Linked DNA regions of Homo sapiens: region 2 is linked to region 1. A link is an interaction called in ENCODE POLR2A ChIA-PET data of the cell type or tissue named here. Cell type or tissue: Panc1. All regions are shown on one strand. Links, peaks and the distances in the headings refer to the core of each region. The heading gives the core; the rest is flanking DNA. Region 1 has its middle 120 kb from the start of BCL2L14. Region 2 holds the start of LOC105369655 (a long non-coding RNA gene).

The links. ChIA-PET counts read pairs that join two places held together with the same protein. Peaks named below come from ENCODE experiments on the same cell type or tissue, not always from the same donor. Only the 100,000 strongest peaks of a DNase experiment are listed, where the experiment ranks them.
Region 2: POLR2A ChIA-PET joins it to region 1 with 11 read pairs; 2 of 35 experiments call an interaction of 5 or more read pairs at or near these places.

What each region holds. Positions count from the first base shown.
Region 1 is chr12:11,950,728-11,956,112 of GRCh38, forward strand. No RefSeq gene overlaps it. Among named protein-coding and RNA genes, the nearest start is that of BCL2L14, 120 kb to the right of the region's middle. RefSeq lists an enhancer at 3,691-3,900. In Panc1, for the core only: no CTCF peak of the experiment used is centred there; no DNase peak of the experiment used is centred there.
Region 2 is chr12:10,112,603-10,117,977 of GRCh38, forward strand. CLEC7A (C-type lectin domain containing 7A) reads right to left here. Exons shown (of 6, transcript NM_197947.3): 6 at 4,175-5,375. LOC105369655 (a long non-coding RNA gene) reads left to right here and starts at 2,761. Exons shown (of 4, transcript XR_007063208.1): 1 at 2,761-2,941. It also overlaps the pseudogene HNRNPABP1. In Panc1, for the core only: no CTCF peak of the experiment used is centred there; no DNase peak of the experiment used is centred there.

The sequences.
Region 1 (5,385 bases), core at 266-5,265:
GAACAGAAATAAAGAGAAATAGATGAAGACTTACTAGGCAAATGCCCTTATATAGTAGCTGATGAGGATGACTTTGATGAGATAAGAGGGGACAGCTGGAGCATAATGGAAAAAGTCAGAAATGAGAACACCCTTGTCAAATGGCTTGGCTCCTTTTTGGCTGTAATCTTGTGCAAACTCACTTAACCTGCACAAGCTTCCCTTTCTGCCTCTATAAAATGGGGATGATACTGTTTAATCATTGGCTCATCTTCTGAGGATTAAACAAGATAATGTTGAGAATATTTAATAATTATGAAGGCAGACAGCAAATGCAAGTAATTATAACTCAGAAGTCAGAATTAAAGGTAACTGGGTTCAAACAGCTTAAGAGTTGGGACGGGTTGAGTGAATGAGGATACAGAAACAGTGGAGAAGAAAATCAGTGGTGTTGGGGTTGGACCAAATGAAATCAACAGTGGAATTTCACTAACTTAAATACATTGTGCAAGGTAAACAAATTCCTTTAGTTATCAAATACCATTTGATACTTCCCGGGTGTGTTAATAAGACAGTCCACTCAAAAAATGGACCACTAAATGATAATTATTTTGATGGGAGAGTGTCTATGGAATTCATACACCCACGAAATTATACTGTGAGGTGTGACCATGCACAGGAAAGACTATTATGCCCAACCTTTTGAGAGCATGTCATGTGCAAGAGAACCTGGACACACCCGAGAGATAAATGGCAAGAATGCCCTGGCTCCCCAAACATATAAGGAGGAGGCTGTGGCTTGCTCTTCCCCTGCTCTTCCTCTGTAGTGATCGGCCATGCAGTCCATGTGATTCGAGTTTATGATGGGAACCAAAAATCTTCAATGTAAAACATTTTTTATTTGTTACTTCCATCCATTTTTCCTGCTGTCCTTAACCCTGCTTTTTCTCTTTTTTCCATCTTACCTTCCTTGTAATTGATTGGGGTTAGCATCCTCCTTTTTACTGCCTTTATTTTGAACAACTGATACCATATTTCTATTTCATAGTGATTCACTTTAAATTGTTGTTATTTAAATTTAACCTTTAATATTATTATTAAAAGTTAATAATATTAAAGTACCTTGAGCTAAGCACTCAAGGTACATAATCTTTTTTAATCCATACAACACTCCTGTGTTCCTCATTTTACACAGAATAAAAATAAGGTTCAGGCCAGGCACGGTGGCTCATATTTATAATCTCAGTGTTTTTGGAAGACCTAGGTGGGAGGATCACTTAAGGCCAGGAGTTCAAGGCTAGCCTGGGTAACATAGCATGAATCCATCTCTAAAAATATTTCAAAATTAGCCAGGCGTGGTGTTGTGCACCTGTAGTCCCTGCTACTCGGGAGACTGAGGCAGGAGGATCATTGAGCCCAGGAGGTCAAGGCCACTGCAATCCAGCCTCAGTGACAGAGCAAAACCCCGTCTCAAAAAAAAAAAAAAAAAGAAAGAAAAGAGAAACTGAGGTTCAGAGGGATTTAAGTAACTAGCTCAAGGTCCCAAGACTTCTAATGCATAGAGCCAGGATCTGAAGCTTATTTATCTCTTAAGAACAATCAAATTCACTATAATAATTCCTTCCAGGCCAGACGCGGTGGCTCATGCCTGTAATCCCAGCACTTTGGGAGGCCAAGGTGGACGGATCACCTGGGGTCAGGAGTTTGAGACCAGCCTGGCTAACATGGTGAAAACCTGCCTCTACTAAAAATACAAAATTAACTGGGTGTGGTGGTGGGCACCTGTAATCCCAGCTACTTGGGAGGCTGAGGCAGGAGAATCACTTGAACCTGGGAGGCAGAGGTTGCAGTGAGCCGAGATCATGCCACTGCACTCCAGCCTAAACAACAGAGTGAGACTCTGTCTCAAAAAACGAAACAAAACAAAAATCCCTCCATAGTTCATATGGCAGGTGCAGCATTGACCACAGTGCAGTCCATTTGCCTTACAATCTACTAGGAGAAATAATAGCACAACAAATTAATTCAGCAAGTATTTGTTGAGTGCATTTGTTCAAGGTATGGAGAAACCAGGTGTAAATGAGAGATGAAGCCGCGTTCCTGGGAGTGACTATGAGGTGAGCATCACGTGTGTGGTGCCCAGCGCTGGAGGCCTTGCAGGGCCAATCACGACCTCTCGGGATGTCCAGAGATGCTGCTACCACCCAAGCAGCCCCTCCCAGACTGGAGTGTCCAAAAACAAGTGAACAGCAGGCAGGCTGGCATGGAAATGGACAGATGGGACTTGAAGGCAGGAACCTGGGTCCAGTCCTGGTCTCACCATCACTAGGCCCACGACCTCTGTAAGACCCTCGCCTGCTCAGTCAGTTTCATCGTTTGTAAATAAGAATACTGTTGAGCAGAGAGGTGCAGGTGAGAGATTGTCCAAAAATGCTTTGAAAAGGATGCTAAGTAACAGTTAGCTTTTATTATCCCTATGTTTCTGCTAATCAAACCCAGGATAGTTTTCTACAGCAATCTGTGAGAGGCTCCATTATATACTGTATTTGAATATTCCAAACTACTCCTTTGCAGGAAGGAGTAATTCTCTCACATGCTCCTGCCTTGAGTGCTGAGTGGAGTTACAGAAGGTGAAGGGCCACAGAGGAGAATGGCTGCCAGGCATCTTTCCATACCAGCTCCTTCTTTCCATTCCTTCTTGGGCATGGATTTATATAGCACATTAACAAAGAGCCAGGGAGGAAAGGAAGAATTTCTAAACCCTTTGCTAGAAATCCTCAAGTGTTTAGCTACACTGGAGCTACCCCAGGTGCTGCTACCCCAGGTCCTCTCTGTGACCCTGCCCCGTCTCTGCTGGCTGAACACCATATCTGAATGACTGTGCCCTGACTACTGAGCTCCAAGGGTCTGGAATGCCACTTCACATCACAGGATAACAAGGCAGCAGCTGTCCACCCCTCTGAGCACGCCTGGACATCTGGCTGGTGTCTTTCCAAAGGTCTCCATCCTGAGCAGTCCTCAAGCAAACACTCGAACCTCCTGTGGTGAACTCAGGCCAAGACTATGTGCTTGACTGTCGGTGGCAGCTGCTGAGCTCCAGATGACACGGGTCATGAAGAGTTGGGCTTTTATCTCAGTTCTTCAAACAACCAGATCAGACGTAACAGGTAAGCAATCGGATTTATTTGCCCAGCTCTAAACTCTTGTGCCTATCAGAAAGAATCAAGCCAAACCCTGAAAGGTCAATTTCAGATGCTGTGTCATTATCCTCACCGAGACTTTTTCCTTCTTTCTCAGTTTTCTCAAGTTGTTTAGAGGAGAACTGCAGGGAATTTTCCCACAATATCCAGGAACGAACACCCAGTAACATCTCCCTGAATCTGCAGTGTTATCCTAAAATTCAAGTACATTTGTAGCCGATCCGTCTGCATCTGCACAATATCCCTAAGTATCATGGTGGGGAGACTGGGATATTCGTAGTCTGTACCCTCAGGGAGAAGGCTCTCCTATCTTGGTGCCTATAGAATGGCAGGGAGAGGAGATAATGCTATGAAAACAGTAGGAAGAGCCCCTGCCATTCAAAGAATCAGTCTACCCTTGAAATTAGACCTCATGCAACCTCCCTTCCTGATGCAAACCTGAAACCACCCATGGCCTCATGGACAGGAAGCCACCCAGCTTGATCTGTACAAACGTCCTTAGAGTTGGCTGCATGAGGCTGCCCCTGGCTCTGACACACACTCAATTATTTGGGAAAAAAAAAAAACTGCCTTATACTGAAATGAAACCAGCTTCTTTAGCACTTCCTTCCATTGATCCATCAGCTATAATGCACTTGCATTCTATCTTCAAAAAATATGGGCAGCCAAAATAAAAGGAACGGGTGTCTGCTCTATCTCTTCTAGACCTTCCTCTCTGAGAGGTCCTTTAGCTTGTTTTGTGACACTTTTTAAAGTAAGACATTTAGACTCATATCTTGACAAATTATAAATGGCTTTCTCCAGTTGCCCCTTTTCCTGCCCCACTCCTCTGTCCTTCCTTACAGCATAAGACCTTCTAGTCATTGCAGTTTTCAACATAAACAGATAGCAGAGAACACCCGGCAAAGACCAACATAAGTGGCTGTGCACATCAAGAAAAAGACAGTTATGCCTGCTTCTCAGTGATTATTAAGGGAAAATAAAACCTACAATGATAAACTTCACATTTTGCTAATTTCCAGTCATGTGTCTCCATCCAGGCATTGCCCACAACCTTAACTTCTCTCCAAAAGTATCTGAGCCAATGTGTCAACATTGCTCCAAATACAAGGTGCAAGTATACACTACTGACATGAACCATCATCCAAAACTTACCTATCTTCCTCTCACAGTCACCCCCACCTGCCAGAACACTCCCTGGTGGTGGGAAGAGAGGTGGCAAAAAGCAGGGCATTAACTAATTAACACGTCCTTTCACTCAACACGCTTGCCTTGAAGCAATTTTGTTTTCACAGCATCGGGCTGGAAAAAAAAGACCTTGAAAAATCATAGCCAATGCCTCATACGTTCTGGTAGATCTATATTTGAAATCTCCAAAGCAGTAGAGAATTTTTTTATGGTTGATGTTGATGATGATGATGGTGACATTTTTGTGTGTTGTTTGTTTTACATTATAAGTATTTCAACGTAAAGAGAGAAGCGTAGGCAATAATAAATATCTATGTAGCCACAATCTAGCTAACACAATAATTTACCATATTTTGTTCCAATTTTTTTGTAAAAAAACAAACAAACAAACAAAAAACAAAAAGCATTGAGATGCATGTACTTCTGTTGGAGCATCCCTCCCTGATCCCAGTCACTTCCCTCCACTCCAGCAGGCAGCCACTGGCCTGAGGCTAATGGTAACCATGCCATGAAGATCTTTAAAAGATACTCACTACATATGTACGCATAAAGAAATGGAATTTTTCTTTCTACATAAATTCTATCATATTGTATGTTCTAATCTGCACTTGCTCTTTTCACTTGACATCCTCCTTTTCGATAGAGCCATAATGACCCATGCTGCCTAACTCATACATCCCAATGGCTAGTATTTCTCCCATCTTAAAAACAAAAACCTTCCATGAACTTTGCCAACCATGTACTGCCCCCCTCTCTGTTGTACTCTTCACCTTTCTTGCAATACAACTCCCTGCAAGTGTTGTCCACACTCCCGATCTCCTAGTTTTCTCCCAAACTCTCTCAACTCACTCCAGTTAGACTTCACTAGCAAGAAACTTGGGTATCGTAGCTAAAAATCCTTCCAGCCTAGAATTAGGACTTTGCTTCATGAGTGGCCAAGAGAAGCGTCATGTCTCAGTTCCCGGTGGTGGTTTCTGTGTGCCCTGGTAGCTTGACAGCACCTTCCTCAGTTTGTCTG
Region 2 (5,375 bases), core at 376-5,375, 1.8 Mb before region 1:
TCCCCCATGGAAATCACTCTCTTGTTTACTATTTCCAGAACTCTAGTTATTTAGGCAGCGTGTGGTGTCTGAGAGGCCAGAGGGGCATTATGGGCTGACTTTTAGTACCAGGTCCCCCAGAACAAAATGGCAGTCTCTGCTTCCTGCTGCCGCACTCTGCAGCCTGGTCCTGTGGACCCTGGTTGTAAAGAGTAAATTGTATCTCAGGAAACCAGTGTCAGCTTTTCATTTTATATTATTTATGTCATACATTTCCTGTAATGGAAGTGTTAATTTTACTGTACTTTTTGGTACCTTTGGGGAATCTAATGTAAGGTATTTTACATGTGTCCTGATTTTGCCACAACCTGGATATTGAAGCTATCCAAGCATTTAAAATAAAAATTTAACCCCCCCCCGCCACAAAAAAGAAATAAAGCCAAATACTTAACATCCAACTGATCTTTGATGAAGCATACAAAAACATAAACCTATTTAATAAATGGTGCTGAAAAGACTGGCAATCCGCATGCAGAAGAATGAAACTGGATCCCAATCTCTTACCTTATACAAAAATCAACTCAAGATGGATCAAAGACTTAAATCTAAGAACTGAAACCATAAAAATCACAGAAGATTACATCAGAAAAACTCTTCTGGACATTAGCCTATGCAAAGAATTTATGACTAATACTCCAAAAGCAAATACAACAAAAATGAAAATAAATAAATGGAACTTCATGAAACTAAAAAGCTTCTGCACAGCAAAAGAAATAATCAGCAGAGTAAATAGACAACCCACAGAATGAGACAAAATATTTGCAAACATATATGCATCCAATAAAGGACTAATATCCAGAATCTACTAGGATCTCAAACAAATCAGCAAGAAAAAAATAATAATCCCATGAAAAAGTGAGCAAGGGACATACATAGACATTTCTCAAAAGAAGATATACAAACAGCCAACAAACATATGAAACAATGCTCAACATTACTAATTATCAGGGAAATGCAAATTAAAACCACACAATGAGATACCACCTTACTCCTACAATAATGGCCATTATTAAAAAGTCAAAAAAACAACAGATGTTGGCATGGATATGGTAAAAAGGAAATGCTTATACACTGTAAATTAGTACAACCTCTATGAAAAACAGTATGAAGATTCCTTAAAGAACTAAAAATAGATCTACCATTCAATCCAGCAATCCTGCTGCTGGGTATCTACCCCAAAATAAGTCATTATATATGAAAAAGACACTTGCACGTGTATGATTATAATAGCAGAATTCACAATTGCAAAGATATGGGACCAACCTAAGTGCCCATTAACCAATGAGTGGATAAAGAAAATGTGGTATATGTACACCATGGAATACCACTCAGCCATAAAAAGTAATGAAATAATGTCTTTTGCAGCACCTTGGTTAGAGCTGGAGACTATTATTCTAAGTAACTCAGGAATGGAAAACCAAAACTGTATGCTCTGACTTACAAGTGGAAGCTAAGCTGTAAGTAGGCAAATCCATACAGAGTGATATAATGACTCAGAAGCAGGAGGTGAAAAGGGAGGGGGAGGGATAAAAAAAACTACATATTGGGTACAATGTACACTACTCAGGTGAGTGACAGGTGCATTACAATCAGAATTCACAACTATATAATTCATCCATGTAACCAAAAACGTCTTGTACCCCAAAATCTATTGAAATAAAAAATACATAAATAAAAATAAAAATATCTTCCTCTTGCACAGTGCCTTGTAAGAAGTAGGAAATCAAAAATTGTTTGTTTGCATTGGGTTGGATATCAGAGAGCCATATAAAAGAGAAGGTAGTCAAAATTGTGAAGATGAAGTTATGTAAAGCCCATAATTGAATAAAACAGAGATACAGTGTTAAAAATTACAACAGCTAGGATCAGAAAAAAAGGCACTTAGAAGGTGCCTGTAATTATGATTCTCATAAAATAGCAATTAGAACTATTTCCCAAGCTTCAGTTATTCAAGTATATTCCTAATAATTTTTGATAAAAAACCTACATTAACATTTATACTACTTTTCCTTAAAAGCTTATTTTTTTTTCAAAAAATATTTTTGACTATCGACTGTATGGCAAGTACTATTCTCAGACTGTTGGATACATCCATGTACAGCAAAGCTGTCTGTCCTTTTAGAGACTATATTCTACGGAGAAAGGCAGACGATATATAAGAAACAGATAGATAAGAAAGAGGAAGACAATATACAAGAAAGAGAATAAGTATCATGCTGGTGCAAAAGTAATTGCGGTTTTTGCCATTACTTTTATCCTATATACTTTCAATGGCAAAAACCGCAATTTTGCACCAACCTAATAAGTAAATAGTAGAGTATATTAGACTATAATAAATGCTATGGTAAATAAACAGAGGTAAGGGAGATGAAGAATGTAGGGAAAAAGGGTTGGTAACTTTAAATAGTTATGTGAGTAAGCATCATTAAGAAGGTCATGTTTGTGCAGAGATGGAAACGAGGTGAGAGGCCAGGCCCTGCAGCTTTGTCGGGTAAGAATCATTCAGGCCGGGCGCGGTGGCTCACGCCTGTAATCCCAGCACTTTGGGAGGCCGAGGCGGGCGGATCATGAGGTCAGGAGATCCAGAACATCCTGGCTAACACAGTGAAACTCCGTCTCTACTAAAAAATACAAAAAAAAATTAGCCAAGCGTGATGGCGGGCGCCTGTAATCCCAGCTACTCGGGAGGCTGAGGTAGGAGAATGGCGGGAACCCGGGAGGCGGAGCTTGCGGTGAGCAGAGATCGCGCCACTGCACTCCAGCCTAGGCCACAGAGCGAGACTCCGTCTCAAAAAAATAAAAGGATCATTCAGGTAAAGCAGATAAGAATCACCAATACCTTGAGGTGGAAGCACGCCTGACATGGTTGAGAAACAACAGAGAAGCCGGCGTCCTGAGTGCGGTGAGTAAAGATGAAGGAAGTAGGAGATTAGCTCAAAGTTAAGAGGGCCAGAATATGTAGCGTCTTATAGATAATTACAAAGGTATTTCTTTTTTATGTTGCTTTGTTTTTACTCTGAGATACATGAGAAGTTGATGAGAATTTTAAGTGGAGAACCGACATGATTTTATTTAAATTTAATGGTCTCACTCTGATTTGTTTGAAAATAGACTGTAGAGGGTGAGGGTGAAGGCTCAGAGACGACTTCAAAAATTATTGCTATAAGCCAAACAAGTGAACATGGTGGCCCCTGAGCATGTCCTCTGGTGTGACCATTACTCATCTCGAATTTAACTTTCAGACTGAGGTTCGGCTAGCAGCTATTTCACCTTTTCTGTCTCTTGGAAAAGTGTGGATGTTTTCTGTCTCTTGGAAAAGTGTGGATGTTTTCTGTCTCTTGGAAAAGGGTGGATGTTTTCTGTTTATTAACGTATATTTCCATATAAGCTGTGATATAAACGTGTCTCAACAGGTCAGGTACTGTATGTCTTGCACAACGTAGAGCAATCTTACTTTACACCGTCACTTTCGTGATACCCACGTCATGGGTTAGGTTGCCTGGCCTGTCTGTTCACTAGATTAGTACAGCTGGATCTTCAGCATCCAGTTATTTACCTTGATTACCATAATTTCTTGGAGTCATCCACTATATCCTGGGGACCCAGGAGGAATGAATCAAAACAAAACCAAAATTAAAATACTAGATATCTCTTCCAAACTCCATCCTATGCTTTAACTACTTAAAACAGTTAACCATACTCCTCATGTTCTCAGCCTGATCTATCTCTTCCCTTTCTTTTTTTATGTTTATTATACATTACATCATTTATTTATTTATGTATGTATTTTTAATTGTACTTTAAGTTCTGGGATACACGTGCAGAACGTGCAGATTTGTTACATAGGTATATATGTGCCATGGTGGTTTGCTGCACCTATCTATCTCTTCCCTTTCTACATGTTTTTAAGTAATGAAAACAAATTTGCATATTAAACAACAATAGTAAACCTCACAAAGATCTTTATCTTCTCTTAGGTTTTTAAAATTTTTAAGATCGCGAATTAATGCTTTAATATCAAAATATCTACTATAAATATCCACTCCACCCATACCAAATTCATCATCATTTTTGGGGAGAGGGCAAATTGTAATAGTGATTGTGACACACAGGCACATAATTTAGAGGCCATGGGTTTTTTGATAAGAGTTTTTTTTTATTGAAATGAAATCCACATAACATAAAATCATCCATTTTAAACTGCATAATTTAGTAAAATTGGTACAATTTCTTTTCACATATTAATCAACATTAGAGGACTGTAAATGCCTCCCTAGTAATACAGAAATATCCATTGGAAATAAAAATAGCACCAGTGGGAAAGTATGAAAAAAATAAGACAAATCAGCACATGAGGAAATATAGTTTCATTCCAATAATACCATTTTACAGTAATTACTGAAAAAAATGGTAAAAATTGTAAAACAGTACATCACAAAACTAATAAAACATATTCCAAAATGTTAATACTTGTTCCAATGAGGTTGGTTACTTTTTTATATTCATCATCAGATTTTATGTATTTTTATGTATTTTTGTATTTAAAAAGCAGAAAACTTTCCTATGAGAGCAGTTTCCCTACAATTACATATTATACAAGATTCTAGGCTGGGTGCAGTGGCTCACGCCTGTAATCCCAGCACTTGGGAGGCCGAGGCAGGCAGATCACTTGAGGTCAGGAGTTCGGGACTACCCTGACCGACATGGAGAAACCCTGTCTCTACTAAAAAAATACAAAATTAGCCGGGTGTGGTGGTGCCTGACTGTAATCCCAGCTACTTGGGAGGCTGAGGCAGGAGAATTGCTTGAACCCAGGGGGCGGAGGTTGCGGTGAGCCGAGATCGTGCCGTTGCACTCCAGCCTGGGCAACAAGAGCGAAACTCTGTCTCAAAAAAAAAAAAAAAAAAAAAGATTCTATTAGAGATATGGCAGATGTACTCTCTGAGCTATTTAATTGATAAAGAAAAAGTAGGAGTTCCTGCTTTTTACTAAGATGATAATCATAATTATGATCATACTGATGAAAATAATAAAATTGCTCTGACTGTGGTGAAGATTTTTTCCCATTTCTTCATTTAGCTATTCAGAAATATATTTCACCCTCAGTTCATAACTGATATACTGCTAGAAGTTGAGGGTCAAATCGTGGCAACACACCGTGCACTTCAATGGCATTGTTGAGCATGAAACAACTCTGATAGAGCCAGAAATTAAGATTCGCTTATGGCTTACCCAAGGTAAATGCCAAGTCAATGGCAGAATGAAAATTCAAGCTTGGGGCCAGGTGTGGTGGCTCACATCTGTAATCCCAGCACTTTGGGAGGCCAAGGCGGGCA